2 separate regions of the Homo sapiens genome follow, and region 2 is linked to region 1. The links are chromatin loops, found by intact Hi-C in ENCODE. Cell type or tissue: mammary epithelial cell. All regions are shown on one strand. Each heading gives the region's core, and the rest is flanking DNA. Links, peaks and the distances in the headings are about the cores only.

Region 1 (2,813 bases), core at 25-2,524:
GTGTATTCACTGAAAGTATGGTTGAGAGTCTTTTCATATATGCAGGATCCATTTTCCTTTCTTTTTCTGTGAACTCTCTGCTCATATTTCCAACCCATTTTTCATAGATGTGTTGGCTTTTTTCTTCTATATTTTTTGAAGCTCTTTACATATTATGGTTATTAACTCTTTGTGCTATAAGTTGCAAATGTTTCTTCCCAGTTTCTATAGCCTTTCAAAATACATATATTGTTAACCTCAGATGAAGAAACTAAAGGATAAAAGATTTAAGGATGCTTCCCAAGGCCATGAAATAAAAGCTACACACATTTCATTGATAACAAATTGTAGGTGCACAGTAGTTAATGACAAGAGGTCCCTCTGCAGACTCTGTCTGGATAGCAGTACATTTAGACTCAGAGCTCCAGAGTCCAGATCTACTGGATAATCTCAGGAATGTCAACTCTATGTGTGAGGCCGCTATTTCCATTTTTCTGAAAAACCAAGCAGAGCACCCTGTTTCCATTTTTATGGAGCTCATTTGTTCAATACCTTCATTTGTTCTGGAAACCCTCCATGTATATAGTGGAAGTCAGGCAAGGTCTCTCTGAGCGGGTGATATTTGAACTAAGACCTAAGACAAGCCGGCCATTGTGAAGATCTATGGAAGAGATTTCTGAGCAAGGCAAATACCAAGAGCTGAGTCCCTCAGAGAGAAAAGACATAAAATGTTCCAGAGAGGAACAACTGGAATACAAGGTGGAGCCCCGTGAATAATGGGGCACGTGATGGTAGATTAAGTTGACAGCAGAGGCTAGATTACACAGACTGTTCTAGGTTGCGTTACATGTTTTGGTTTTAACTATCTTTTTCCTCTGGCTGAGTCCAATTGTTTGTTTATTTATTTTTCCCATGAGTTAATTATTTTTACTCTGTCTTCAGCTTCTACTACAGGAAAACTAGCTCTCACTCCCACCGTGTACTCCTGTTAAAATTTGGAGAAAGCACTGTTCTTGTTCTCCCAGGACCTGGCAGCTCTTCTTCCTAGAGGAGAAAAGCAGATAACATACACAAGCACTTCATTTAGCACAGTTACACAAGAGGCAATTCATTCTCTATACAGAAAGGAAATACGTGTTCACACAGGCCGACACACGCAACCTGGGCTTTGCCCAACACAGACCAGTGATCATCCCTTGTACATTTGCAAGTTGCCTCTTACGCAAAGTTCATCCAGGTACTTTACAAGTTCCTTGTCGGGAGGAACTTTATTTATGTTTTGCACCCTTCATAAATTCTTAGGACATTGTTACATACTCAATAAACATTAGTGGCTGCTTACTTACTAAGTAGGTTTGCTTGGAGTTTAGCTATTAAGAAGCCCTATTTCAGCTGTCATGCCCATTGCAGGCAGTAGCAACAATTACAGAAGCCAAGGAAACTATTCAAAATAAATATTTCCTATGCTTTAGCACCCATTATCCCTCCTCCTTGCAACTCCCCACTGCTGGTAACAAATGAGTCTTTCCCCATCTCAGGAAAACCTGTGGAACCTGGAGAGGGCAGTGAAGAGCTAAATGAGTAATTCTGAAAGAAATTACACAACCTACCTGGAGTATAAGAGATCTACCACAGAATTTTAAATGCTGACTCTTTTTTATTGGATGCTTGTTTAATTTGAGATATTAAATATTCTGCTTGAGAAATGTGTTTTGTAATCACTTTTTATCTTTGGCTATAAATGATATTCCTCTTGTTCTTGATAATGATATCTAATTTAGTAATTTAATTTTCATTCCACCAGACAGGCGTTCCCACACACAATTGAAGTATGCATTTAGAAAGAAACCTAAGACTGAGCAGGTTGGCTCATACCTGTAATTCCAGAACTTTGGGAGGCCAAAGCAAGAGCATCACTTAAAGCCCGGATTTCAAGACCAGCCTGGGAAACATAGTGAGACCCCCGTCTCTACAAAAATATTTTAAAATTACCTAGGCATAACAGTGGTGCACACCTGTAGTCCTAGCTACTCAGGAGGCTGAGGTGGGAGGATCACTTGAGCCTGGGAGTTAGTGATTACAGTGAGCTATGATTAATCAGTGCCACTGCACTCCAGCCTGGGGAACAGAGCAAGATCCTGTCTCTAAAAAGAAAAAGAAACATAATATAGATGCCTTCCTTGGATCCAATTAATATTTACTGAGTGCTCCCTAGATGCCTGACACTTTCACAAACACTATTTTATTTAATATTCTCCCAGACTAGTTTAGTTTTTTCAGCAAACATTTATTAAGCACCTATAGGTGCCAGCATCATACCAGATGCTGGGGATACGTATCAGTCGGGATGGACTTGCTAATGTTGTGGTAACAGACAGTCCCACATCATAGTGACTTAAAACCAAGAAGGATTATTTCACACTCACACTGAACATGCAGCATGGGTTGGCTGGCAATCTGTTCTTCATCTCCATCATGCCCACTCAGAGCCCTGGGTTGACAGAGCACTCACTGCTCTACATTGCTGGTCAGCCAAGGAAATAGCCAAGGGGGTGGGAAGGTCTCAGCTTCTCCGGCCCAGGGTTGGCACAAATCACACTCATACAGAACCAGCCAGATGGCCTCAGGGGGTCAGGAGGTACAATTCTACCACATGCCCAGAAGCAGAGTTCAAAATAGTCTGCAACCAGCATCAAGGACTTAAAGGATGGAAAGTTTAAATGACGTGGTTCTTGCCTTTGGTGGAGCAATCAGTCCAGTTGGGGAGACAGACACATAATTTGAAATTTTCACATCCTCAGTGCCAACAGAAGTCTGCAAAGAGGTATGGGAGC
Region 2 (2,813 bases), core at 212-2,711, 170 kb after region 1:
AAATACAATGCAAGAAAAAATAAAATTCATTTAGAAGCCCCTTTGTAAGTTGACTAGCCCTCCAAAGAGGTCCACATCCTATTTCCTAGAACCTGTGAATGCTACCTTACAGATGCAGGTATGATTAAGTTAAACATCTTGAGATGGAGAGGTTATTCTGTATTATCTGTGTGGGCCTAATATAATCACAAGGGTTCTCATAAGGGAGAGACAGGAGTGTCAGAGACAGAAGGCGATGTGACAATGGAAGCAGAGAGAGAGAGAAAGGCTGGAAGATTCTACCGGGCTACTGGCTCTGAAGAGAGGAGATGAAGCCAACAGCTAAACTATGCAGGTGGCATTTAGAAGCTAGGAAATGCAAGGAAACAGATTCTCCCCTAAAGGATCCAGGAAGAATGCAACCCTGCCAATACCTTCACTTTAGGACTGCTAATCTCCAAATTTTAAGAGAATAAATCTGTATTACTTAAGCTACTAAATTTGTGGTAAACTTTCACAGCAGCCATAGGAAACTAATATATCACATGGAAAGAGATGTCATGTGAAAGACAAGAAGGTAACAGAAGCACCACACTTATGAGAAGCTAATGCCTGATGATCTGAGGTGGAACAGTTTCATGCCAAAACCATCGCCCTGCCCCCCAACCCTCCATGGAAAAACTGTTTTCCATGAAACCAGTCCCTGGTGCCAAAAAGGTTGGGAACTGCTGGCATAAGTGACCCCAACTGATCCAGCATGGGGCAGAAGAACTGCCCAGTTAATTCAAAAAATGTAAAAATAATAATACCTGAAATTCCACTTTCAGTCAAGATACAGTAATCGGCACCAGATTAACTCTCCCACCTGAAACAACTAAAAAACTGGATAACCCATGTGATGTGAACCAATGATGGTCAGACACTGGACATCAAGGAACACAGGACAATGATCCCTAAATGAGGAGAAGCCCTATAATTATCTCAGCTTACTGCCTGGAGAGTTTCCAGGCAATGATGCAGGGTAGGGAGAGCGGGGGTGAGGAGTGATCCCAGACTAAGCATGGGTACAGATTAAAGGCATAAAATGGGAATGATGGGAGACAGCTCTTTAGAAAGCTATCTGAAGAGATTCAAATTTGGAAATGCCCTCACCTCCCAACCCCCTCTTCAACTGAAACACATTCTATATTCATCCAGCCTTAAGATACTTTTAAGGCCTGTTGGCATCAGTACTACCTGCAACTATTCTTATATCCTGCTTTCTTCTTACACTGCTCACTGTATCTATCTCATTATCTCATATGATGCCCCTTCTTTTATGCATATCCTGGCATAAATCACAATATCTATGAGTTTAAAATAAATGTCAAAAATGTGGGGAGAAATTAAGTTATATGCAACAGGGATTTATACAAGACCAGGATCATCTTGTAAGACCAGTAGTTGGCCTGGGCATGTAGTTGAGATGGTGATGAAGTACAAATGTGGCATGGTTACATAACAGACAAGCAAGCCAGAAGAGCTGTTATAGGCTACCACCTACAGGACACATATGGGAAAACAGCCTTACCTTTGCTCTATCAGACCATCCAAAGGACTGTACAGTCACATCTAATCGTTTCATTAACATTCGTCGGCGGCACTCATATTCACAGGAAAGAGCATCATTGATTCTTTCCAGTTGTTCCTAAAAAATTTGGAAACAAAAATAATAAACTTTAGATTCTTTCATTCTGCAAAGAAAAGAAATCTGAAAATTGTGCTAAGTACTTCCTACTGAGTCAAAAGATGTACTTACTGACCATTTTCTGTTCCCATGAGACTTTATGGTAAATTATTTAAATACTAAAGCATAATTGAAAGAACATTTATGATATCCAGAAGACATTAAACATACAAATTAAACTCCACCCGTTGGTAGAGTATACTTTATCTATAATCAAATTTGTTAATTTAAGTAAAACATTTACCTGCTAAGCAGTCTGGACCAACAAGGAAAGAAAATACCAATAACTCATCTTGCTGGCTTTGAGCCTCTGTTCTTTTCAAATCACAACTGTGCTAGCACATTGAGCACTATCAATATCCTCAGCCAGGTATTTTTAAAAATTAATAATTTAACTAAAGAAATGTTAGGACATATTACTCCAGAATATCAATCAATTTTAATTCTACAAAATAATATATGCATGCTACATATTGCAAAATAGATGTTCATTTATAAAATTAAGTCATATTCACTAATGTAATTACATAAAACTAATAACAAAAAGGGGGATTTACCGCCTGTTCTGAATTTAAATCCATTTTCAGCAGTGGTTTTCCCACATGATTTTTCTGGACCTTTGAGAGAATATCTTTCACCTAAAAGTAAATATAAAAGATTGTGAAAAATGTATATTCCTAATTTAAAACAATCTTATGCTTGTTTAAAGTATCGCTCTGAACACTACAGAATAAAATATTAAAGTGACATAATTAAAATATACCATCATATACCAGAATACCACTACAATACAGAGTATCTTTTTCAAAAAAGCACATTATATTCATTCAAGCTATAGAGCACATTCTTTCCCAGCGTAAGAACGAACATACACAGACAGCTAAAGAAGTACCTAGGTTCTACTATGAGAATCTGTGTCTTAGTGAAATAACTTTGGAGTTCCTACTTAAGATAGCACTTTCTTACTTTCTAGTAAATTTTCAAAAGGGATACTAAAACCTTTAACCAGCACATTGATTTTTCTCAAATAAATGCTATGTACACATTCCAGTTGTAAGTACTCTTGTTTCATTGTTCAGCAAGACAACATAAGGGAGCAAGCCATCTC

The links. Peaks named below come from ENCODE experiments on the same cell type or tissue, not always from the same donor. Only the 100,000 strongest peaks of a DNase experiment are listed, where the experiment ranks them.
Region 2: it touches region 1 in a loop (11-fold over the local background); 5 of 110 quality-filtered maps call a loop at or near these places.

What each region holds. Positions count from the first base shown.
Region 1 is chr15:38,646,623-38,649,435 of GRCh38, reverse strand. No RefSeq gene overlaps it. Among named protein-coding and RNA genes, the nearest start is that of LINC02694, 49 kb to the left of the region's middle. In mammary epithelial cell, for the core only: a CTCF peak has its summit at 1,532 (motif pointing right); DNase peaks (open chromatin) are centred at 1,135 and 1,515; H3K27ac peaks cover 810 bases.
Region 2 is chr15:38,473,035-38,475,847 of GRCh38, reverse strand. FAM98B (family with sequence similarity 98 member B) reads right to left here. Exons shown (of 8, transcript NM_173611.4): 5 at 2,263-2,343; 6 at 1,550-1,666. Among named protein-coding and RNA genes, the nearest start is that of FAM98B, 20 kb to the right of the region's middle. In mammary epithelial cell, for the core only: a CTCF peak has its summit at 1,515 (motif pointing left); a DNase peak (open chromatin) is centred at 1,497.